Linked DNA regions of Mus musculus: regions 1, 3, 4 and 5 are each linked to region 2. The links are chromatin loops, found by intact Hi-C in ENCODE. Cell type or tissue: left cerebral cortex. All regions are shown on one strand.

Region 1 (5,000 bases), 370 kb before region 2:
ACTGAGACTATTTAACACAGTTTCTCATGCTGCGGTGACCCTCAACCGTAACATTATTTTTGTTGCTACTTCATAACTGTAACTTTGCTACTGTTATGAATCGTAATGTAAGTACCTGCTATGCAACCTAGTCTTTATATATGTTTTACCCGGGGGAGCATCACTCCTGGGGTAGACACATTTCTGTACTCTGGTGCAATAGCCCTGCCTCCCTGGATGCTTTAAAGACTGAACAGGGTGGCACATGCAGAACTGAATGGCACGAGGCTCTGTGCAGGGGGTGCTGATGACCCCAGGGTTCACCTCCTCCTACTCGCCTCACATTCCTCTCCTCCCTGCAGTTGTCTGCTATCAAGCTAACCGCGATGAGCTCCGACGGCGCCTCATCCAGTGGCTGGAAGCTGAGATCATTCCAGATGGCTGGTTCTCTAAAGGCAGTAACTACAGTGAGATCCTAGACAAGTACTTTAAGGTAAGCAGAGCTGAAGCCAACCGTGTTCAGTACCAAGGGAAAGGAGGGCGCCATCTTCTCCTTGCATGACTCCCAGAAGACACAGGGCTCCTTAGAGTCCCTGAGTGTGTCCTCTCCACCAGTTATGTTACAGAGCTGTGAAAGGTGCCCTGTGACCTGTTTGACCAGTGGGTTGGCAGCAGTTGACCTTTAGGATCCAACATGAATGTGTTCTTCTTTCCCTTAAAACCACCAACATATCAAGGAGCTACCGTGGGAAATGTGGTCAGGCGCTCTCCTGCCCAGTGTAACACTTCAAATGCTGGTACAGAGCACCTTTTGCTATACCAGACCCACTTCATCCTTCCTGCCCAGCTTGCCATTTCTCCACATCACTAACTTGGCCATTTGTAGCTTCTTCATCTGAGAAGAAGCCAGGAATACGTGGGACTAGAGATATTCCAAATCCTCACCATGTGGCTGTCTACCATATTACCATGTCTACCGTAGAAGAGGCAGTTCCACTGGAGGCCCAGACAGATACTGATTTTGAAGGAGGAAGAGTGAGGAACTTATGTTTGGTAGGGGTTAAGTGCACCAACCATTGGAAGAAACAGTTAAAGGCACTCTGCTAGTTAGTTGACAAGAACACAAACACACACCTACAGTATTTCCAACACAGAGACACTCCCTGTACTCAGCCACACATTCAAGTACTGCATGCACACAGAAGCACCAAGCCCCTGCATTTTCCAGATGTACATAATGAGGTCAGTGTTTCAGGTACCCACTCCAGTGCCTGTGCACAAAGCCTGCTGTCCCAACCACTAGCCAGCCAGAATTTAGAGTAGCTCCACACATCCAGGGGACTTGGAAGTTCTTGTGCTCCCCTCCCCCAAGTATGTTTCATTCCAGCCTAGTCTATGGGTTCCTTAGCTGGCATTATGGATACCCACAGATAAAGAGATGCTGGTTTGGATTGAAATAAATATTTGATCATTTAAGGCAATGGTTCTCAACCTTCCTAATGCACGACCCTTTAATTCAGTTTCTTGTGTTGTAGTGACCCCAACCATAAAATTATTTTCATTCCTACTTCAGAGCTATAATTTTGCTACTGTTATGAATTGTCATGTAAATTTCTATATTTACTGGAGGTCTTAGGCAGCCCCCAAAGGGGTCATAACCCATAGATTGAAAACGACTGATTTAAGGCATCTCCTATATTATTGGATAGACATTTTTTTCTACTGTGACACAGATTTAAACTCTGGATTCCTAGTTTTTGATATTACACTGGAGAGAAAGCATAGCTCTTCCCACTCTCTGCGTGCAGTCTCTTGGCCATTGCCAAAGCACTGAAGACATTGGCAGGTCTACAGAAAACCGCATCACTTCACTGAGCACGGGAGTCAGATGGGGGTAGAAGCAATGTAATGAAGATAACTTGGGGCTGGTCGGCTGCCAAGTCTAATGACCTGCACTCAGTTCTCAGGAGCCACATGGTGAAAAAGGAAAACCAACTCTTACAAATTGTCCTTTGACCGTCACATACATGTTATATCATGACACCCTCACTCACACATACACACATATGCATACATACATATAAACATAAACAATAAATAAATGTAATTTTATTTTTTTAAAGAAAATTATTTTTCCTGAAGCCAAATGAGTAATATCTGCATAGCTTATTGTAAGTAGTCACTCTATCCTGTCCTTACAACATGAAGCTGTTGGGCACATGACACTATTTCCAAGGGGCCACATGGGATCTGATAACCATTTGTAGATGACACCTTGGCCTCAGGCACTTCTGATACCTGCTATTAAATCTGATTGCCAAGTACCCGGGCCTCAGGGCCACCCAATACATCTCCATGTCCCCAAGCAGAAACACTCTTGGAGGCTCCTAGCAGCATCTCAGCATGGCCGCTTGGGAAAGCAGCTTTTCTCTGGAGTACTGTACTGAGAAAGCGTGCTCACAGCTTACAGACACAAGCTCCTCTTTCAAGACATCTGAGGGAGATGCCATCCTGCCAGGTCCACAGCTGCCTGTAGGTGAGAGAGAGAATATCTCAGAGCCTAGTTCTTCATCCCAGCTGGCTTTCCTCACACCAGATAGTTGAATAGCAAATCTAATCAATATGTGAGTAAGGCCCAAACTGCCTTTCTCCTGCAGACACCATTTCTTTGATGAACACAGAACAGAATCAAAAGGGAAAGCCTTACATCCCCATGCTATTCACACCCTGTGGCACTAGATGGGAGACTCTCGGAGCCTGGCACTGAAACTGGAGCCAGCCTTCCTACCTCCCGACCCCTAACACCATACACCCCATCGCCTCAGCTGCTTCGTGTGGGTGGGTGCCGGGCTCAACCCACCTCTTCTGAACACTAAATGAACATACGAGGATGGCTCTCAAGCATGGGTCTCAAAATACTCATCTTCCTTCCTTTCTATAGTCACAGAACCAAAAACGGAAATGTTACTGTCTCAGAAATAGAGCTACAGATATGGGCATGCAAACGTATCGGGTCTTTGCATCTGGTTAGTTGAGTGAATTCTGCTGGATTCTGGCCAGGCACTGAAATGCCTCGCAGTTTAATGCTATTTCTAGGCAGGTATCAGATTTATGAGATGAGGCTGCCAAGAGCTGGGATGGCCCCTTAGTTCTAGGCCTGCGCTCTGCTTCCCTGATAGTTGAAGGGTGTGCACAAAGCACTGGCTTTTAAGAGCCTGCTATACTGTAAGTACCAGGTCCAGAGCACCCAGTCCATGGCTGTGCGGCCACTGGTGAAGTTCTAGGTCCAGATAGCCCAGCCAACAGCTACGAAGCCACTGCAGGGCCATTGCTTTCTCTTCACTCACTCTTGTCCCCAGACAGATGACAGGGTTTGTTCTAGCTGTCCTCGGGAAAGTTCTCTGGTCCTCTGAATGTTCCCGGATCACGCTGGTTGAATTGCACATCCTTAATTAATCAAAACCCCACAAGTGAATTCTTGTGAGATTTCCTCAGGGCAAGCATACAGTGAGTGCATAAAGCACACCTGAGACGTGGCCCTGAGAATCCGGACAAGAGTGAGAAGCAGGTTCTAAGCAAAGGCTTAATGGGTGTTTCATGGATTCCCCTCACTATATACGCCATGGAAATTTTACAACACGTGACCCGTGGCAGCCATGAGAGGAGAAAAAAAAATGGCTATGTTTTGCCCTTACCTTCTTCCAGACTCTCTTCCATGGTATAAGGAACCAACTTGAAAGCAACATGGAAATGCTGATCATTATCCAGCACAGCCTTCAGAAAGCGTGGGGAAGGAAGGGGTACTGCTGGACCTAGTTAGAAATTTGATCTAAACCTTCGGATTGATGCTTCCTCTTGTTGCTAGGACGTAGGCATCTTGAAAAGTTGCCAATGGCTGCTGTCTTGGTTTAGCATCTTGCTTTAGAGGGATTAATGCTTGACCTCACCACTCCCTGTTCAGTTGTGTTCTTGGGGTATCGACAGGTCATCTGCCTGCACAGTATGGCCTGAGATCCTGTACACACATCTGCACTGGGGCCCCAGCGTAGGGTATAGGGGCAAGGAGGCTGGTCTTAAAATAGAAAGATAGACTTCTGTGAGTCCCCTGGGCTTCACCTCCTAGATTCTAAGTTACTGCTTATAATGCCATACCTTGCTATGTGTTCATAAGGGTGTGAGACAGTGACTTTACCAATCGTCTGAAGCCGGGTCTATAGGACAGTGTCAGGGACTGGGTCAGACATCTGTTCAGGCTGCCCTCCTGAGCAGGATCCATACTGAAAGAACCCCTCTCCCATGGCCTCTGTCCAGGCACTTACACTTGCTCATCTTGGGGGTTCCTAGTGATCTGAGCCATTACTACTGTGGGCTAGGATAGCGTTGGAGTGTGTTAAGAGTAAGATGAACTGAGGGGTCAGGCCAGAGGGTGCACCAATAAAACTGTGGCTGTCTAAGCACTGCTGAGAGGCCTCGTCATCTCTCTCTAGAGCTTTGATAATGGCGACTCTCACCTGGACTCCAGTGAATTCCTGAAATTCGTGGAGCAGAATGAAACAGCCATCAACATCACCACTTATGCAGATCAGGAGAACAACAAACTGCTCAGGTGAGGAGTGGGTGATTGGGCCTACGGTCTCCAGGGAAGATTGCCTGAGAAGGGGGTGGGATTTGAACCCCTTCTACCAACAGTGGTACTGCCAGGGCCAATGTGAAAGAAACAGAAAAGTGAGGTTTCTGTCCCAATCTATTCTGTGAACATTACAAAAATGGAATATCGAGCCACATTGATATCTGATCAAGCAGTTACTGTTTGGGGTCAGAACTCGCAAGGATAAAAGAATGTAATTTCAGAATAAATTATCAAGGTCATGTCATACCTACATTGCTTCTGGGTGTTCTGTTGTTGACCTTCTGAAGGAACTGCTAATGTGTTCTCTAGTTGTTCTGCTCCTGGTGTTTACGACGATCCAAGCTGTTCCATGTAGATTTCCCTAATTGTTATGAGTGTATGTCCTTCTTAG
Region 2 (5,000 bases):
ATAGAGGATAAAAAAGGAGAAAGGGGTTGTAGGTCATTTAACAAGCTGTGCTACAGAGCAGGTTGGGGAGGGGGGAAACATTGGCTTCCTTTTTTAAAGATTTATTTTTATTGTATGGATTCCTTTCCTTTCCTTCTTTCTCTCTCTCTCTCCCCCCCCCCCTCTTTTTGGCCTGTATGTGCATTTGTGTATTACATGTGTTCATAGTGCTCTCCAAGGCTAGTAGAGAGTGTTGGATCGTTTGGATTCTCAGACTGGAAGGATTACAGATCATTGTAAGCCGCTGCCACATGGGTTCTGGGAATCAAACGTCTGGGAAAACAGTCTGTGCTAAGACACCTTTCCAGCCACGTGATCAGATTATTTTAAGATCTGTGTCATAATTTAACATTGCTTTTCCTTTTAATATCAGGAAAAATAGGGATTTAAAGCTACTGGGTCCAAATATAGTTGAAGAGGTCATCTTCCCTAACTCTCTGGAATTGGGTTTCACAGCTGAGACCACTGTGGTCACCTCTTTTTGTTGTTGTTGTTGTGTTGGAAAACAGGGTTTTCCATGTAGCCCTGGTTATCTTGGAACTCACTCTATAGACAATGCTGGCCTTGCACTTTCAGGCTGAACTCTTAACTTTGTCAACAATACTGCTTTCTTCTTACTGATTAGAAACAAGTGGTAGAAATCATGTAAGGACAAAGCAATCTTGGAGAAGGGCTTTTTCAAATGTACAAAGTACTCTTCAGTATTTATGAGACCCTTTGTACTTTTTAAATATATGTGTGTGATACATACAAGAGAAACATGAAAGAAGTCCTAGTTCCAGTATTACGCTAGGATTATTGAACTGGTGTTCAGTTCTTAGAAGAAATAAGAACTAGGCATTAGATACAGAGACCTCCTGTGTATCTCAAAGGGAGTGATACATTTTTGTTATCATTCTCTCATATATTACATCCCAACTTCAGCTTCCCCTCCCTCTTCTCATCCCAATCTCTCCCTCTCCCCACTCCCATCAACTCCTCAGAACTTCTGAACAGAGCAGGCCTCCCATGGGTATCAACCAAACACCTATCAGGTTGTAATAAGACTGGGCACATTCCTTAATTAAGCTGGAAGAGGCAACCCAGTAGGAGGAAAAGGATCCCCAACCAGTCAGAAGAGTCAGAGACAGCCCTGCTCCTACTGCTCCCTGGAGTCCCACAAGAAGACCAAGGTACACACAACCATATGCAGGGGACCTAGGTCAGACCCATTCAGGTTCCCTCTCCATAGCCCCAGTTAGTCCAGGTTAGTTGATTCTGTGAGTTTTCTTTGGTGTCCTTAACCCCTCTGGTTCCTACTTTTAAAATTGCAGAAACAGAAATAGTATTCATTTGGGGGTTTGTTTACCCCAAGATTTTCAGACATTGCCCTTTCTTGAATATTCTGCTTAGGCTGAGATTCACCTGGAATTTTTTTAATGTTTTGTTTCTGCAAATATATAGCAGATGAATGGTTTTACTTTGGTGCTCATATGGTTTTTTTTATATAATCACAGAATAGTTACCTTTTTATGGAAGGACAGAACTTGTTTCCAAGTTTATGAAGCAAAGGCTGATAGCTAAAAACAGTTCTAATAAAGAATAGATTAGAAGGCTTCCACTTCCTAGTTTCAAAACTAATCATGCAGTTACAGTAAGTAAGAGAATGTAGAACTTGCATGCGTATAGAAATGGAATATAATTGAGAGCCAAGAAATAAATCTTTACATTTATGGCCAATTGATTTTTTTTTTGACATGTATTCTAAGAGAATTCACTGTGAGAAAACCGTAATTACAGGCAGTAGTACTTAGACTACTGGGTATGTATGTTCAGAAGAATAAAGTTGGAATCTATCTTTCTTATTACACTTTTGTGGAGGAGAGAACATTTATACAATCCATGGAACTGTGAATTAGCACAGACAGTATGGAAAAATATTTGAAGGTTCCTTAGAAGACAAATGTTTAATTATAGCATGATCAAGTCCCCTCCTGCACGAGTATCTATCCCGAATACTTGAGAGTGTGAAAGCTGCGCCCTCGGATAGTCATTGCAGCATTGTTTGTCGTAGCCAAGATGTGAATGACACCAGCCTGTGTCATCGTTCAAGAAACAGATGGTGATGTCATCATCATTGAATAAATGGATGGCGATATGCTTTATTTCAGCTTGCAGTTCTCAGGCCACACTCCATCACTGAGGGAAGTCAGGGCTGAAACTCAAGGCAGCATCCTAGAGGCAGGGACTGAAGTGGAGGCCATGGAGATGTGCTGCTTACTGGATTGTGCTCATGGCTTGCTCAGCCTGCTTTCTTATGGCACACAGGATCACCAGCCCAGTGGTACCACCACCCACAGTGACATGGGTCCTCCCATTTCAATCTTCAGCCATGGAAAATGCACTTTAGACTTCTCTACAGGCTAGTCTTATGGAGGTATTGTTTTTAATTGAGAGTCCCTCTTCCCAAATGACACTATCTTATGTCATGTTGACATAGAACTAGCCAGCACACCCCTTATCCTTTTAGAAAGTCTTTCAGGGTATACACCCTTGTAGCTGCGTGTATTGAGTTAGTGAAGGATTTTATCTTGGGATTGGGCCTGGAATGTAGAAGTTGTTGAACTGAAGGAGCTCAAAGGTAGGTTTAGAGGAAACAAGCGAGACCAAGGAGTGGGCTGTGTCATCTCTGGTAACTGAGCAGTGTGAGCAGTGTGCAGACGCTGGGTTTCTGTTGCAGTGCTATCTGGAAAGGCTTCTTCTTAAGAATCTAACCCTTGAACTGAGTCTTCACCATGGAAACACATAAACTATTTAAAGAGGAAGGTAATGCTTAGCAGTTTACCTGAAGACAGGCCTGTTTTAAATACAGCTTGTGGTTGTGAATGCAGGGCTGATAGATTGAGTGTACCAGGAACGAGGAACCTAGAGCTGTGGGCAGTAGGTGCATACTATATTCTAGGGAGTTAGAAAGCCACTGCAGGATTTTGAGCAGAGGAGTACCAGTTCTAATATAGTTTCTTTACTACACAGCAGCTTAAACAAAACGGCTACACCTGCAGCTCCTTCTTTGAAGTTTGGTGCCCTCTGGTGTTGAGCCATAAAAAAGCAACTAATCCCTTCTGAGTATTGTAGTTGTAATGCATTGCATGCATTGTATCCTATTGTAGTTGTTTTGTCTGTTGTCCTTGTGATGTAGTGTAGTCCTTGTTCAGTCGGTTTTAGACAGCCATAGAGGGCGAAGCTCAGGAGACCTCAACCCTAGCTTAAGAGCTACAGGCAACTAAGGAATGCTGAGAGCAGGAGAGATAGCTTTCTCAGGGAAGAGCATACTTAATTGATATCCAGTCCAAATGGTTATCTCTGACAATGTGTAATACAAGTAACATCGTTCTGACTGAGTGCTCTTGTGTGCTCCGCCCCCCCAACACCTGTCCCTGTCTATGTGTGAAAGGTTAAAGCAAAGCCATGAAATTTGAAAGGGTGGGGGAAGTGGTAAGGTTTGGAGGGGGAAAAGGGAACGGGAGAATGATATAACTATCTCAAAAAATAAGAAAATTGGTTTTTTTTTTTTTTAAAAAAAAACCTATGCAAGAAACACCCTTTTCAGAGCTTTTTATAGATACTTTCTGTGGTGTTTGTTTATTTATTTATTTACTTCAGGATGTCAGTTTGGCATCTGTTTTGATGTTTTCCATGTGGGGTCAATTTGTTACTCGTGGGTGAAAAAATATTGTAAGAAATGTAGACAATGCCAGATCTAGCTGAAACGATTTTGTTTAAGGGATGAACAAACATCCCAAAGGGATGTAGCAGATAGATCCCTGATTTTCCATTCATCCTGCCCATCTCTACAGTATAGAATGATGGGCAGAAGAAAAGATACTTTCTGCATAGATGGACAGATCATAAACTCTGTTACAATAGAAGTGTGATTCCACCTCTGAGTGATAAGTATTATTTCTCCTTCCTCTTTTACTACGTGAATATTCTAGTTTCCTTTCTGTTGCTGTGATTTCAAAACAAAACAAAAAATACGCTGACCGAAAGCTCCTCAGGGGAAAAGAATTTATTTGGCTTACACTTCCAGGTCGCAGTCTGCCATTGAGGAAAGTCAGAGCAGAAACTTGGTGACAAGCCTGTTTACTCCATTCTCACACAGCATTACCTCTGACCAGGAAGCTCATTCATAGCTAAAGATGTACAGCAGAAACTTGGAAGGATGCTGCTTGGCGGCTTACTGGCAGATCCGTGCTAAGCTGGCTCTCTTACACAGCCCAGGACCTGCCTGCCCAGCAAGTGGTGCCTCCACATTGGGCTGGGCTTTCCTGGATCAGTCAACGAACAGTCCCATATAATACCCCATAGTCCAGTCTCATCCCGGCTGTTCCTCAGTTGAGACTCCTTTCTCAGGTGACTTGAGGCTGTGTCAGGTTGGCAATTAAGAGCTCACTAGGACATTGCACTGCCGTGCTTAGAGAAAAGTGCATAGAGCAAAGTGACGAGTTCACGTTGTTGAGGGACTTCATTTATACGGAATTCATAAGTAAGTATTCTTTTTTGTGAATAGGTATCTTTCATCAAAGTTTCTTGGAGATTAAAATAATCCTATTTCTTAAAATCCAACTGAACTTCATTCTGTTTCTGAAGTGATACGGTCCTTATTAAATATGCTATCCATAAAATGAAAAAAATTAAGCTGTCCAATTTTAAAACATTAGCTGTGTTAAATCAGGTAAAATGCTCTCTAAACCTATTAAAAATTAATGTGACAACTAGGCCTTTCAAAGTTGAGCTGTAGTGGTTATTAAAATGTCTTTTCCTTGTGGTGTTGGCTTTGCTCTGTTGTCATGGGGTCTCCCTAGGTTTTAGACTTTTAGCTTGACCTTTGTTCACTGAGCAGCCCTTATTTCTATCAGCATACTGTTTTCTACCTTAGCTGCCAGTGTGAATAGAGTTTGCTTCTGTCCCATCTGCCTGCC
Region 3 (5,000 bases), 220 kb before region 2:
TGAAATATGAAATATGGGCCATGGAGATAGCTCAGCAGGTAACGACACTTGTCACTAAGCTGGATGCTCTGAGATCTCACGTGACAGGAGGGCAGAGTCAGCTCCTGTGAGTTGTTCTCTGAACCCTCCATGTGTGACATGGTACACAGATGCCAACGCACACACAAAGAAATGTAATTTTTAAAAATTTAAATCTATATATTCTCGTGTGTGTGTGTGTGTGTGTGTGCGTGCGTGCATGGTGTGTAAGTATGCCTGTGTGCATGTGTGTGTGTGTCTGTCTGTCTGTCTGTGTCTGTGTGCGCGTGCACGGTGTACAAGTGTGCCTGCATACACGTGTATGTGAGTCCATTCGTGTGTGTGTGTGTGTGTGTGTGTGTGTGTGTGTGTGACTGTGTGTGTGTGTGAGACTGTGTGTGTGTGTGTGTGTGTGTGTGTGTTAAATTGCCCTGGATAGAGAGAAAAGAACTGTTAGTGTTGAATTACATTTTTATTCTATTTTACAAGAGGAATAAGAAAGGAATCTTTGTAGTGAAAATGTTGAAACCCGGGGAAGAGGTAGCCTCACGAGCTGAGGGCAGAGGTTCTGTCCCATCTGCTTTGCCATTCCCACTTCTTAATGCTTTGATAGGTTCCTATTCAGGAATTAATGTTTGACACAAAAATGGCCATGAATGAGAGGAGCTGCCAGGAAAGCACAGGACACTGAGACCATCGGCTAAAGGAGAATCTGGGGCCAGGACGTTTGGCAAGTTTTCTTTTGTGCTTAATAACTAAAGCTTATATTTGGATGATCGGTTGATTGGGCTATAAAATCCACCACATCTCTGGAATCCAGGTCAGTCTGTTCTTACTGGCTAAGGAAGTGAGGCAGAAATGCACGTGACTGGCTTGCTGATAAGCCTGCAGCAGGGGAAAGACGCAGTGGCTCAAATGATTTGAAAAGGAAGGAGCTGGAAGGCGTCTTGGGTCTCATCGGATTTGACTACTGCTAATCGTTTGGTTTATTCTGTAGCCCTGTCCTTCCGGGTCCTTTATAGCTTCAGTGACTGTAGGTCCAAAATGACAGGCTGGTGGGTGGAAATTTTCCCCTCTCCAGATTAAAATAAATCTGTGCAAGCACTGAGGACTACAGAAAAGCAGTTGAGCTGAGAGAGGCCAGGCCCACCCAGCACTCGAGGCTTTAAGGATATAAAAGAAGTTATTACTTCCCCTGTCCAGCTGCAAACAGCTGGACGGTCCAGGATGAGCAGGTTTTCTGAAGCCAGGGAGAGTGATGTGTGCTGTTCACTTCTGTCACTAACAGCCACTGAAAGTTAGGAAGCTGTGTGGTCAAAGATGAGGTCTACCTCACAGAGCTGAGCCTCATGACCTGGGAGGTGTGTTAGACAAAAGCATTTCCTAGGAGAATTCCCCTGGAAGGATTCCGCCAATGGAAAAGAGCTTTTGGAGTAGCCTGATCTCATTGGAGACAAGTGAACATACGTGTGCACATGCATATGTGAATGAATACTCCCACAGACCCTTCGGTTTCCTAGAAACAGAGGCTGAGAGCGCACAGAGCTTCACAAATACCCTGTTAGGATCTCTCGTTTATTTTCAGGCTTCCTTCATCGCTATGCTGAGAGGAAAGCCCAGGAGAGCCTCACCCACACGAGACTCCTCAGTGAGGACTCAGCTTGGTCAACACCCATAGCCTGCAGAAACGCATTGCACATAGAGACCCCAAAATAACTGGTCTTTCTGTGTGCAGTAACATCAGGGAAGCCTCAGCCATTCCAGAGAAGTCCAGAAAGACACCCAGAAGCCACTTCTGTTACCCAGCAGACCTCCTTGTCTAACGCATGGACATTAAGCCAGTTCATGACACCCTCTGATCTCTAGCACTTTGGTGATCACCGGCAGGGGCTTATAGTCGCCTTAGAGAAGGAAGTTCCAGGACAGATGCTGGGAGAGCAGCTGAGAGGCTATTGCAAGGAAGACTTTGATCAGTTGGTGGCAGCAGAGGTAGAGAAGAAGCAGCTGAGTTCTGGTTGTATTTCAAGAATAGAACCAATGAGGTTTCACAACAGATTGGATGTGGGAAGGAAGGAAGAGTCAACAATGACGCCAAGGTTTTGGGTCCAAGCAAACGGAGATGGAGGGTGGAGAAACAGCTTTCAGGAGAAGACAAGGAGTTAAAGTTTTAATGGACTGTGGTTTAAAATTAAAAAGATCAGATGTGGTGGTACACACCTTTAATTCCAGCTCTGGTCAAGCAGAGGTATGTGAATCTCTGTGAGTTCAATTCCAGCCTGGAACGCATAGCAAGTTCAAGAATAGTCAGGGATACACAGTGAGTCCCTACCTCAAGTTGGAGAGAAAAGAACATATATATGTTTAAGGTTCCTGGAAGTGGATCTATTCCAAACGACAAGACACAGGATTCAGAGACCCTGAGGCGAAGTAGGATGAAATCATTGTGACTAAAGGATTTTAAGCTTGGGATGTTGAAAGGTCATTGATCTCTCTGGGTGGTCCTCGAAGGAGGCTTGAGTGGGATAAAGACGCAGGGCAGTGCACAGTTGAAGCACAAATGGTCGCACTAGTATTAGTTTGAGGTGTGCAGAATTCGGATCATTTAACTCGAACATTAGAAACGGGCAAAACAGCAAACGGATCAGACCTGTGGCACCATGACCATGCAATGTGATAAAGTTGGACTTTTGCACGACATAGGTTTATAATCCCATTATAACAAAGATCAAAAGCGGCGGACTGAAGGAGAAATTCAACAAGTTCTCCACGTCGGAATCTTTATTGTTGCACAGCAGAGCTGTGAATGACCCTGTATTTGTTTTTAGGTGTATCAAAGCTCAGTGGCAGGGCTGGAGAGATAGCTCAGTGATCAAGACCACGGACTACTCCCGGCCATTCCAGAAGCTCCAAGTTCAATTCCTAGTGAGCACATGGTTCACAGCCATCTGTCACTCCTGCTCCAGGGAATCTAACATCTGCTTCTGCCTTCTGAGGGCATCAGGCAGGCAACTGGTGCACAGACATGCATGCAGACCAAACACCCACACAGGTTAAATGAAACAGAACAAAACTACTCCATGCTAGCTAGCATTCACATCAACTCAACAGGGATCTTACAAGGCATGCCCCATGACGCTATAAGGGAAGTTTCCTTCTAGTGTAGCTGTAGGATATCAGGATGTACCCTCCCCTGCTCCCCAACCTTGAACCATGCTTCCAAATTCAGTAACTCCAAGTCCCCTTAGCTCAGAGGCCCACGTGAGAGTTGGAGGCTGTCACAGGCGTCGGAGTCCTGGAGTGACCATGCAGGATTAAACAAGTTCTGAGGATGTTTATTTACATGAACTGAGTCTTTACTGGACTCAAACAAATTGAAAAAGTAAATTGAGAAAAGCCCTTGCCTCCCATTTCCAGGCAATAATGAAGAGGAAGATAAAAGTGAGATCATTACATAATCCTTTTAAAAGGAGAGATTGTTACATAATCTTTATTTAAAAAAAAAAAAAAAGTCACCCAGTCTAGACTTTTAACTCTTCATACTTGGAACACAAGTCTTATCACTATAATTATTTAAATCTCCTGGCTTTGTGAAAACTAATTAGTGTTTGTGGGTGAATGAAAACTATACAGTTTTGTAGAATTCACCATTTAGTTCAGTAGAAAAGTAAGATGACTTGGTGGTTGAATGCCTCCCAACAGGGCAAAGACAGTCCCCAGACAAGCCATTCACCTGCTGGATCGGAGCTGATTGGCGTCAAAGTGCCTGCCCAGGTGTTCAATCAGCCAAACAAAGCGGGCTCATCATCTCCCATTCAGTTTTTATGGCGATATTGTCAGTAAAACTTCTCAAGAAAAATACCAAAAAATACACATCTGGGTCCATAGCATATTTAATGTGAACAGTGGGTTTGCACCAGTGCTTGCCTTGTGAACACTAGAAAAATGTCTGTTTTTTTTCAATAATCACTAAACTGGGCTCCTCTTCACTAAGTCAGAAAAGGGAAGAATTCCAAATCAGGATTCGTGCAATACTGGATCATGCAAACAGGATGGAGTTGTGGTGTCCAAATCAAGTAGATGCAGTGAAGAGCAGAGCCGCAGACCTACCCGTCAGCCATGTAGCCAGAGAAGATGTGTGTCTATGAAGCCCTGGCCAGTGCGCTGTCAAGAAGGGGACATCAGATAGTCAAGGCTTCTGTGTAGGAGTCTGTGAGAGGCAAATGGAAAAGGGCCTCAAGTTCTGGTATGCAGAAGCTAACCCTACTGGTGATGCCACAGAGAAAGTCTCATTTACCTCGCCTTTTGGTTAAATGATTCATATCCTGAACCTATGCTGGTGCCCAGAGTTTGTCTGAGAGCCCAGTTAGCCACACTCCCCTCTAGTCTTCTGCTGCCCGCTAACTTTGGTTTGCTCTCCTCCTGGGAAAGATGCTGCCTTCGTCCCTTGCTTTGGACCTCTGCGTCCTCTTTTCAGTCAAACAAGGAAAGAAAAGGAATTTTTATGTCTAATAAATGGTGTATGTGAAGACTCCCAGCCTCTTTCCTGATAGCAGCTTCCCTTACAGCTCAACTCTGCAAGCTCCACCCTGTCCCAGCTCCAGTGTACCTGCACTGACATGACACTTACATACGCTGACTTGTCCCTTATCAGCCCTAAAGTTCACTGCCACCCTTCTCTGGTGTCACCTGGGTGTCCGTGGTTATATAAGCAAGAGGTACAAGAGTTTGGGTTCAAAAATAAAAATAAATAAAAGCCAGTGGGGCTGGAGAGATGGCTCAGCAGTAAGAGCACTTGCTGCTCCTGCAGAGGACCGGGGCTCAGTTTCCAGCACATTGTCAGCTCACATGTCTGTAGCTCCAGTTTTAAGGAATCCAACACCTTCTTTCATCCTCCACGGGCTCTAGGTGCACATGTGATACACATGTGGGCAAAACATTCATATACATAAAATGCTTGTCTTTCTTTTTGTAAATTAGCCATG
Region 4 (5,000 bases), 380 kb before region 2:
ATTTGACAGCTGGAGGCTAGGGCCAGGGTACAATGAATGTCATCTTGGGGCAATCATTATGTTAGGATCTCAGATCTGGAAGGGCTTAATGTCAAGCTCCTTTGAGAGAGAGAGAGAGAGAGAGAGAGAGAGAGAGAGAGAGAGAGAGAGAGAGAGAACAAGAAAAATAGCCCACCAAGATTGCCAAGCAGTGCTTAAAAGCATTTGGTGTCCTTCCAGAGGACCAGAGTTCGGTTCCCAGAACCCACATGTGCTGGCTCATGACCACCTGTAACTCAAGCTCCAGGAGACCCAGTACCCTCTTCTGGCATCCTTGGGCACCCACAGGTTATCCTCATACAGATGCACACACCACACACACATACACACACACACACATCAATTTTTAAAATAAGTTTAATTGATTTAAAAATTGCTATGCAATCACACAGCATCGTTAACATGCAAGAGCTGAAAGTTGTCAACTGGTAAAAGGCATTCATTGGCCCAGAAGAATTTGTAGTGTGAAATTAGCCATGAGACTAACTCTTCAAAGTCTAGCTTGTCATATGCATTCAGAAGACAACATGGAGACAAGTCAAAGGTGGAAGATCCTAGCTACAAGTTCCTAATGCTTTTCTATTGGAGGCTATGTTAGTTTATGTCGACTTGACACAAGCTGGAGAGGAGGGAACCTCATTTGAGAAAATGTCTCCAGAAGATCAGGCTGTCAGCAAATTTGCTTAATTAGTGGTTGATGGGGGAGGCCCCAGCCCACTGTGGGTGGTGCCATCCCTGGGCTGGTGGTTCTGGGTTCTGTAAGAAAGCAGGCTGAGCAAGCCATGAGGAACAGGCCAATAAGCAGCACTCCTCCATGACCTCTGCCTCAGCTCCTGCCTTCAGGTTCCTGCCCTGCTTGAGTTCCTGGCCTGACCTTTGATGATGAACAGAGATGTAGAAGTGGAAGTCAAATGAACCCTTTCCTCTCCAAGTTGCATTTGGTCATGGTGTTACATCACAGCAATAGTAACCCTAACTAAAACAGCAGCAGAAAGCTTGTTGAGTTTCTATTTATTTATTTATTTATTTATTACTTGTTTATTTATTTATTTATTTATTTATTTATTTTAATTGTTGATGCTTGGGGGATTTTTGCTTTGTTTTGTAGTTTTGGGTTTGTTTGTTGTTGTTGTTGTTTTAGACAGTAATCTTGTTATGTAGCCCACAACAGCCTAACTCAATATCTTCATGCCTCAGTCTCTCACGGGCCACCATACAAGTGTTTTGTTGGCTTTTAAAGCTACATCTAGGTATTCATGCTTCAAGAACATAGCCGCAGCCGGGCATGGTGGCACATGCCTTTTAATCCCAGCACTCGGGAGGCAGAGGCAGGCGGATTTCTGAGTTCAAGGCCAGCCTGGTCTACAAAGTGAGTTCCAGGACAGCCAGGGCTATACAGAGAAACCCTGTCTCAAAAAACCAAAACCAAACCAAACCAAAACAAAACAAAAAGAACATAGCCCCTATTAATACTTCATCCATCGTGAGTACATTCAGGTCTATGTGTCTGTTCACACATTTGTAAGAATGGACATGCCTGAGACCTTGTATGGAGACTGTGCACAGGCCAATGTGGTTATCTTTCCCAAAAGTCATTATGACTGATGACAGTGTAAACAGTGTAAATAGTGAAAGAGCTGCACGCCATCCCTGTGCCAGGCCGTGCAGCTGGCCCCTCTGCCTGCAGCACCCTCTCTTGGCTTTACTTGAGAAGGGACTGTGGAGACTCAGGGACTAGGTCAACTTGTGTCCCTTTCGTGACTTGCCTGTCGCTGGTGCTTCCACGGAGCTTTTCTGAGTCCCAAATACTCCTCATTTGTTACATGCAACTGAAAATGCCAACACCTGAACAGGAATGGTGAGCACAGATGTCTGCAGAGGCGCGCACTGTTGTGGGTGCTGAGTTAGCATCAGTATGTCAGCCCGTGGCCTAAGGCCTTTGCAACCCCTGACTAGGTTACTACCTTAGACTTTCTGGCCAGAACCAGCCACTCCACAGAAGCCCACTTATGACTCTAAGGAACTTTCCAACAGCCTTAAGGAATGGCTCCAATACTTTGGCTTCTCAAAGATGTTGGGGTTTAATGGACAGCTTTGAATGGCACAAAGAAATGCTTCCCTAGAGGAAGTGCCCTTCATTTTTGACCTTGACGTCTGTAATCAAGCATACTCACTGTGAGGAGGTGACGGAATGGCTTTGAGCACCACAGAATAGACAGCCTTCCCACACTGGCAGATCCTTCTGCCTGTGTCCCTGGCGGGTCTACCCTCCTCTCCCTCACGCCTGTATTTCTCACTGAAAGGACAGAGCGGGGCTGCAGCAGCCAGGAAGGCTCTTCTGCAATGCGGCTCAGGGCTGTGTGAGACAAAGAGAGAGATTGCCACCTATTGACAGATATATCACCTGCAAAGAGACCGCTTATATAACCAGAGCCTCCTCCATCTCTGCTGTATGAAAGGCCCTCCAGGGGTTGCTGGGCCCTTTGCATTTTGCATCCTGTCAGTTCGGCACTGGCGTACCTTTCCACTGTCAATGAGACAGGGAAGAATGGGGACATGACAGTCCAAGGTGACAGTGACATCATTTCGCAGGGGAAACTGAAAATAAATCACCCCCTGTAGTGACAGTCGCTTCCTGTTACACAGCACATGGCGCGGCTCAGTTAATTCTCAAGACAATTCTAACCTTCAATGTTTTATGTCTGCACCCAAGGAAGGGGGTTGCAAGAGAATACTCGTGGCAGATAAAGAAGGGGGCTGGGTATGAGTGCTGCATATGGGATCTAAACGCCTTACACTTGCTATTGTAACATCCATATTCCCATTATAGTTTCCCTAACCTTAATGCATACGGATGTAAGAATCAACCAAACATAAAGGAATCATTTGCCTTTGGTTGGAGGAACATCCAACTCTATCGCTTTTTGTTACTGGGCCTCTCAAGTCAGCTTTCCTACCTGTAAAAGAGGGATAATATGACTCTGGAATTAGGAACATATAGAGCGCTTAAGTAGCACCAACCATAGTAGGTCACTTTGAGGGAAGCCAGGTGTTTACAAATGGATTCTTAGTTACCCGTGGGCTGAATAGAGGTTTCTCTCTCTCTCTCTCTCTCTCTCTCTCTCTCTTTTTAGTTTGGGGAACTTAGGCAAATTATTTGACCTTTTGGGGCCTCAAATTGCTCGTTTGTAAAATGGAGCTAATAATCATATGCATGCTCTTCTCAGGTTAGCCATGCAGTAAGGTGAAATGCTGTGTGTGAAAACATTCACGTTTTTAATTGCACTCTTCAAGTACTAGTTGTTAGGGTGAAAGAAAAAGGTGTTCTCCTCCAAACATAACGTCAGTGAGCTACCTGTGCAAATGACTTGGGTTGAATTCAGATTCCACATAATAGTGTTTATTAGGAATATTTACCACAGTAGGAGAGAAGAGGGGGTAGCTCATTGGGTAAAAACACTTGTAGCCAGGCCAGAGGGCCAGAGGTCAATCTCTGGAACTCACCCGATGGAAAGAGAACCCCCCCCACACACACACACACACCCAAAAAGCCATCCTCTGACCTCCACAAACTTGCCCTGACTGGTGTGCCCCTCCCACACACCAATAACTAAACAATAAACATGCACATGAGACAAGATGAGGCTCTGAACTCGGCAGGATCTTCTGCAAGCAGCCCTGTAAGGTGTCCCCTTGATCATGCTCGCCCCCTCCCCCACCCACCATTTTCTCCTGCCCCACAGACGAGGAGATGTGTAGTTTAAAGGATCAGAGGGACTAGTTAAGTACACACTGGGAACATTTGAGTTTTTCCTTGAATGCAGACATATGCCAAAGCTCACTGATTTGTGCATTTGTGTATCTTCAGCTCCTGTGATAGGCCCAGGGGTTAAAGTGTTCAGCTCAGGGAAGTTGAAGAGGCCACTGGAATTGTCTTTTATAACAATCAGCACTGTCTTTTTCTATTCCCTTCTGGCTCTGCTTTTTGCTCGGAGACACAGCTCCCACAAGAGGGAGAGCCCTGTCTGTCTGAAGAGTTTGCTCAATTTTATTCCCCCTCTCTGTTTAGGAAACAAAGATCTAAATCCATCCTCCACCCTTCTGGGAATTACTTCCTCTTTTCTTCACTGTCTGCCAGCTTTTTTGAATTCTCCTTAGCAACATTTTAAAAAAAAAAATTAGTTTAGCAACAGCATTTAAGCCAATGAGATCTGAGCATGCAAATGAGTTCTAGACCAATGAGAGCTCTGCATGGCAGGCAAGGGGGCTTATGGGAGACAAGAATAACCTGGAGTTTGCAGAGCAGCCTCCAAGTGGCAGCAGAGCAGCTATTATGGACCCATCACCTCTCAAGCCTCTACTTTGTTTCCGTGTGTGTGTGTGTGTGTGTGTGTGTGTGTGTGTGTGTGTGTGTGTGTGTGTGTGTGTGTCTGGTTCCCCCGTTTAAAACATTTACTGTTACAGTAAGCCTTGTAGGTATGAGTTCTTTAGATACACTGTAGGCAAGGGCTGGAAATGTGGACTTTGCTGTTACCCAAGTCATTCGTAGGCCTCTTCTGTCTTTGTTGTTTTGTAACCAGCTCCAGCCCAGTCGTCTAAGGCCTGGAAGCCTTGGGTGATTCAGCCAGCCCAGCCTGGCGGAACAGAGGCCCCGGGGGAATCCCTGTCTTTGTTTATCCACCACTACCACAGAGCTGGGGGGTGAATGTCGTGGGAGTAAAGGAATGTACCACCAACAAACTGGTCCTATCACAATCCACATGTGGCATACAGACCTTCCTCTCCCTGCAGTTCTGTAACATCTGTCTGAACAGGAAACCTGACCAGCAAGAAGCTTGGGGGCCATACTCTTTTTGGAGTGGGTTTGGTCCTCTTCATCTTGTAGCCTGGGTACACACAGAGAGTGGCTGGATATCATAGCATATCCACATGGTGACCATCCTTCGGTCCTTTCAGATGGT
Region 5 (5,000 bases), 110 kb before region 2:
AGGTTAGGCAGCAGGTACTTTTGCCTGACAGGCCACTCTGCCAGCTCTCAAACAGCCAATTGTATATTCTCGGGCCTGGAGAGATAGCTCAGTGGTTAAGAACACTGGCTGTTCTTTCATAGGATCCAGGTTCAATTCCAGCATCCCCATGACAGCTTACAACTGTCAGCAACTACAGTTCCAGAGGATCTGATGCCTCTGTAGGTACCAAACATAGATATACATACAGAAGAAACACCCTATAGCCATTCAATTAAAACAATATAAATAAAAGTAGGTATTCTAGGATTGGGGATATGTCTCAGTGGTTAAAGTGTGAGGACCAGGGTCTAGATTTCTAGAACCCACATAAAAGCTGGGGTGCTTACCACTCCAAAATTGGGGGACAGAGACAGGTAGATTCTTAGAGCTCACTGGCCAATCAGTCTAGCCAAACGGGGGAACTCTTGGGTGAGTAAGCTATCTGCCTTTTACTATTATTGTGTGACTGGTATGTGCCATGATGTACAGACGTGGAGGCCAGAAGACAAGTTAATGGATTTGGCCCTCTCCTTGGCCTTTAGGTGCATTCTGCAGACTGAATTTAGGTAGTCAGGCTTCTACAGCTAGCACTTTAGCAGAATCTGGGGGATGTGGGGACTGTACCAAGAGAGAATTGTGGAGTAGAGGCAAAGAACAAGGGATGTGAACCCCGGTTCTGCTGCCTTAACTTTGTGGGTCTTGCAAAAATGAGTTAACTTTCAAGGCGCACTAATACTTTTCCCAGTAGTCCTCACCATGTAGGAAGGCAAAATGAGAGGTTTTCAAAGTCAGAAAACCAGTACTGACTGTTAAGTTTCAGTATGTCTGTGGGGTCCATATGGCCGACCCCCACCTGAAACTCATGTAGATCAGGCTGGTCTTGAACTCAGTGATTCATCTGCCTCTGCAGTACTGGGATTAAAAGAGTGTGTGCCCCACCACACCTGGCTGGCTGTTCTGTGTTTTATTAAATAAACTTTTCCTTCTCCAAGTCCTATTTGTGGACTGAAATATGTATTTTTTTCCTATGAAAAGATTTTTTTCAATTGAGTTAAAAATATCTGAAGGCAACAAAAAAGTTACTAATCAAAACCCTAAGGTAGGCTATTTTTGAACTAGTTTTATATACAAGAATAGCCACGTTGCCAGTTTCTGCAAACTAAACCCTTGTTATTTACCTTCCTGCTGGTATAATTAGGTAGGGAGGATTTAAAGTTCTGCACCACAGCAGTTTAGGAACAGTGGCAAAGGTCTTTCATAATAGCATGGAGAGGCACCATTCAAATGACAAAGTTGCCAAGCAAGGCGGCTGCTTTTAAGATTCTTTACCCTCCCCCATGGCATCGGGCTACCTTATAGACGATTTTAATTGTGAAGAACAAGAGTCTCTTCTGCACTTGAGGCATAAAGTCTCCGATAAGGAATGAGATTACAAATTGGCTGCCTGTCGGGCACATTTTCCTGGGATTTTTTACTTTGTTGGTCTACGTGGTTTCGGCATATCGGTTGCCAACACGTCAGATTTAGAGATCACACATAAAACTTCAACGTTATGGTTTTGGTAATTAAAAAAAAAAAAAAAGGAGAATACGATTATTTTAATGGTGGACCCCCTTAAGGGCATGGATGGAACTCCCGTTTCCACATCATCTAACATTCCTATTGTCTTCCACCAGGCCGGTGTCATTCGCTTTATTTGCCAGGCCTCTACAGACATCTGAGTCTGCAAACACTATCCAGACCTTTACTGGCTCCCTTCAAAGCTTACTTTGTTCTGTCCCAAGTCCCTCATCAGATTTTAAAGCAATAGCTAAGCAATCTGATCAAGTACGTGTACTTTTACATGTGCTTTCTGGAGATAGCATCTCAACAGAAAGAGATGACTATGCGGGTGGGTATTACAAGTATCACGGGATTACAGTCAGGATTGCCAGTGTCCACTCTAACTTACTCTAGTCGTAGTAGCCACGCCACACAGCTCTCGGATGGACCAAGGCAATGGTCTCCTTTGTAGAACAATGGACGCTGGACTACATGTGAAACCTACTTAGGCAGCAGTGTGCTGATCATCCAATAACACTAAAAACTGCTGCGAGCAATTCTGACTTGAGCTTCCTCCTAGGATTCGAGGTACTGTCCTGACCACATTTCCCCTCACCTGTTTTCGGGGCTGCTTTTGCGCTGGACAGTCGCGCCCATGGACCGCGCTCATCTAGCATGAGCTCATCTCTCGGGGGCGTTTCCAGAAGGCCTGGTCTGGCCTTGTGCGCCTGCTGCAAAGGGCTCCCCCCCCCCCCCCCACGAGATCAGCGGCCCCCCGCGATGGGCGGGCGCGGCTGCCCAGAGGCTCTCCTTCTCTGGAAGCTTTGTTCCCATTTAAGCGCTAGAGGGTTCGGCCCCGGCCACGGCGCCCTACGTCTTTCAGAGAATAGACGTTCTCATAGGCTCAGCACGCGCGGTGGGGAGCCTCGGGCGCACTTGGTAAGCCGCGCCCCGCGGAGCTCCCGGGAATGGGGACGGCCTCACGCCCCACTAGAGCGCTCGGGGCCCGACCCTCCGACCGCAGCATTGTCGGACCGGGCTGCACAGCCAGCACGAGCGTCGGCTCGGAAAGCAGATGCAGGCCGACCACTCATCCCGTCCGCCCGCTTAGGGACCACCCGAGGCCAATCCCACTGCAGCTAGGTCTTGCGATTGCACAGCAGTGAGCGCCTATTGGCCGCCGCCACGGGCTCCTGCACCCTCCTTCTCCCTTTCGAAGCTCCCCTCCCCCCGCGCTCCAGCTCGACGCTGCAGACCAATGAGATGGCACTTTATAGGTGCCCTCCCTCCGCTTTCTTCTTCTCCCCGCCTCAAAGAGGGAGGGGAGGCTCTGACTGGCCCGATGTCCTCGGAAGCCCCCTTCCCTTCACCAATCACCGAGAAAGGTACACGCCCAGCGGAGTTGTCCAGCCAATGAGGAAACGGGCGCGGCGCCCAGCCGTGCAGTTCCTCCCGCGACTCGGGAGTTTCGCCGTCCTTAACTCTTGAGGCTTTTCCCTGAGGGCCAACAGCTCTGATTGGCCACTGTCGCTATTGTCGACTCTTCTCTCTAGCCAGCCACAGGACAAGGAGAACCCTCTTCCCTTCTGTTCGGCTACCTTCGGCATTCCTCGTTGCTGGGGCGTGGTCTCCCAGCGGCGTCTCCTCATTGGTTATCCAGGTCGCTCGGCTTTTTCCGGCAGGAGCTGCAAGCAAGCGACGTCTCTGATTGGTTCCGGCTTGGGTTTCGGCTCTACAGCCGAAGCTGGCGGGCGCGGGCTCGGCGAGCGATTCCCAGACGCCTGTAACGCGGGCGGCGGGGCGCTGGGCGGTGTAAGGGCTGGGTGGGGGAGGAAGGAGGCGGAGGACGAGTAGGAAGGGGGAGGGGGAGTGGGGAAGGGCTAGGCGGCTGCGCAGACGGCGCGCCTCGCACAGAGCAGCCCCCGACCCGGCCGAATGCGGGCTTGTGTCGCCGCCGTCGCCGCCGCCTGGGCCGAGTGACAAAGGAAGGAAGGCAGCAAGGAGGAGCCGGCCTTGCAGCCGCTGACAGGGCTTCGGGCTCCGGGCACAGCGCGGACACTTCCCGAGCAGCCGCTGAGCAAAGGCGAGGGGCGGAGGCCGGCCGTGCCGGGGCCACGGACGGGGGAGGGGACCCCGAGGGACGGAAGCGGTTGCCTGGTTCCCATGTCCCCGGCGTATGGGGAGCAGTCAGGGAGCCGCTGCCTGGGGTCTGAAGGGAGCTGCCTCCGCCGCCGCTGCCGCCATGGCCGCTGGATCCAGCCACCGCCTGCAGCTGCTCCTGGCGCAATGAGGAGAGGAGCCGCCGCCACCGCCCGCCGCTGACTCGCGACTGCGCTGCCCTCCGGTTCACCCGGCCGCCGCCGCCGTCAGACCGCCGGATCCCGCTGCTGCCGGAGCCGCAGCGTTTGCCGTCGCATCTCCGAGCCATCTCCTCCCTCCTTCCCATCCCCCTTCTCTTCAAGCGTGAGGCTCGTGATCCTTCCGCCGCTTCCCTTCTTCATTGACTCGGAAAAAAATCCCCGAGGAAAAATATAATACTCAGAGTACTTATTTTCAATCAAGTATTTGCCCTCGTTCACGTGATATATATATATTTTTAAGGATTCCACTCCACCCTTTTTCTCCTCTTCCAGGAAAGGGAGGTGAAAGAATTGTATTTTTCTCCCAGCTCTAAATCATCTATGTGTTAAATATCCGTACCGATCTGTCTTGAAGAAATACATAGCTCCTTTTTTTTTTCCTTCTTCTTAAATAGCTATACAAAAGGAGTGAAAAGCCAAGAGAACGAAGTCTTTCTTTCTCTTTCTTGCGGGAGAACTTAATGCTGCATTTATCATTAACCTAGCACCCTAACATAAAACAAAAGGAAGAAAAGGATTAAGGAAGGAAAAGGTGATTCAAGAAGAGCCATCATGTCGGGGCGACCGAGAACCACCTCCTTTGCGGAGAGCTGCAAGCCAGTGCAGCAGCCTTCAGCTTTTGGTAGCATGAAAGTTAGCAGTGAGTATCGATTTTATTTTACACCCTTCCTCCACCTTACCATTTAGATAAGAAACCTCGAAATACCAGGATCTTACACTAACAGACCTGATAGAACAGTCAGTGGTCGTGGAAAAGGGCAAAACCAGCCTTGAGTCAAGAAGAGGCAGGCTCCTTTTCCTCCTCCCATTCCCGTACCCCCTCCCCCCGCCTCATTAACCTTGGATTGAGAGAATATTAGTTTTATTTGCCTGATTGGATTTGAAACTTCTTTTCTTACGTTCTCCGTGCTGCTGGTAGTCTTTTCAAGTGCTCCAGTGCCTCCGGGTTAAGCGATGGAAGAAGCGTTCGCTTGCCCATCCCTTTGAATAAAGAAGAGGAGGACAAGGCTTGATTAATAAACCATGATGTACATTTGCCGAGTCCTTGTCTTCTGGAATGAGGGAGTTTATCTTAGT

The links. A loop is a pair of places that touch in the nucleus more often than their neighbours do. Peaks named below come from ENCODE experiments on the same cell type or tissue, not always from the same donor. Only the 100,000 strongest peaks of a DNase experiment are listed, where the experiment ranks them.
Region 1: it touches region 2 in a loop (2.7-fold over the local background); 7 of 42 quality-filtered maps call a loop at or near these places.
Region 3: it touches region 2 in a loop (6-fold over the local background); 20 of 42 quality-filtered maps call a loop at or near these places.
Region 4: a loop joins it to region 2, with 2.7 times the contacts of the local background. A loop is called at or near these places in 7 of 42 quality-filtered maps.
Region 5: a loop joins it to region 2, with 5 times the contacts of the local background. A loop is called at or near these places in 16 of 42 quality-filtered maps.

What each region holds. Positions count from the first base shown.
Region 1 is chr16:37,822,260-37,827,259 of GRCm38, forward strand. Fstl1 (follistatin-like 1) reads left to right here. Exons shown (of 11, transcript NM_008047.5): 6 at 342-472; 7 at 4,467-4,585. It overlaps Gm41452 (a long non-coding RNA gene), which reads right to left. Exons shown (of 4, transcript XR_876063.2): 4 at 2,090-2,509. Among named protein-coding and RNA genes, the nearest start is that of Gm41452, 25 kb to the right of the region's middle. In left cerebral cortex, a CTCF peak has its summit at 2,725; DNase peaks (open chromatin) are centred at 1,842, 2,450 and 2,954; H3K27ac peaks cover 418 bases.
Region 2 is chr16:38,194,376-38,199,375 of GRCm38, forward strand. All of the region lies in intron 7 of Gsk3b (glycogen synthase kinase 3 beta), which reads left to right. Among named protein-coding and RNA genes, the nearest start is that of Gm25617, 39 kb to the left of the region's middle. In left cerebral cortex, a CTCF peak has its summit at 3,105 (motif pointing left); DNase peaks (open chromatin) are centred at 2,180 and 3,104.
Region 3 is chr16:37,973,142-37,978,141 of GRCm38, forward strand. All of the region lies in intron 3 of Gpr156 (G protein-coupled receptor 156), which reads left to right. It overlaps Gm36225 (a long non-coding RNA gene), which reads right to left. Exons shown (of 5, transcript XR_876064.2): 5 at 3,848-4,225. Among named protein-coding and RNA genes, the nearest start is that of Gm36225, 13 kb to the right of the region's middle. In left cerebral cortex, a CTCF peak has its summit at 1,987 (motif pointing right); DNase peaks (open chromatin) are centred at 903, 1,547 and 2,022; H3K4me3 peaks cover 304 bases; H3K27ac peaks cover 1,457 bases.
Region 4 is chr16:37,810,206-37,815,205 of GRCm38, forward strand. The region is part of intron 2 of Fstl1 (follistatin-like 1); the gene reads left to right. Among named protein-coding and RNA genes, the nearest start is that of Fstl1, 36 kb to the left of the region's middle. In left cerebral cortex, CTCF peaks have their summits at 2,431 and 4,317; DNase peaks (open chromatin) are centred at 1,959, 2,413 and 4,279; H3K4me3 peaks cover 390 bases; H3K27ac peaks cover 3,475 bases.
Region 5 is chr16:38,086,051-38,091,050 of GRCm38, forward strand. Gsk3b (glycogen synthase kinase 3 beta) reads left to right here and starts at 2,951. Exons shown (of 11, transcript NM_019827.7): 1 at 2,951-4,563. The coding sequence starts at 4,476. It overlaps BC031361 (cDNA sequence BC031361), which reads right to left and starts at 3,210. Exons shown (of 1, transcript NR_033221.1): 1 at 1-3,210. In left cerebral cortex, a CTCF peak has its summit at 1,632; DNase peaks (open chromatin) are centred at 1,349, 3,039, 3,953 and 4,585; H3K4me3 peaks cover 3,851 bases; H3K27ac peaks cover 3,488 bases.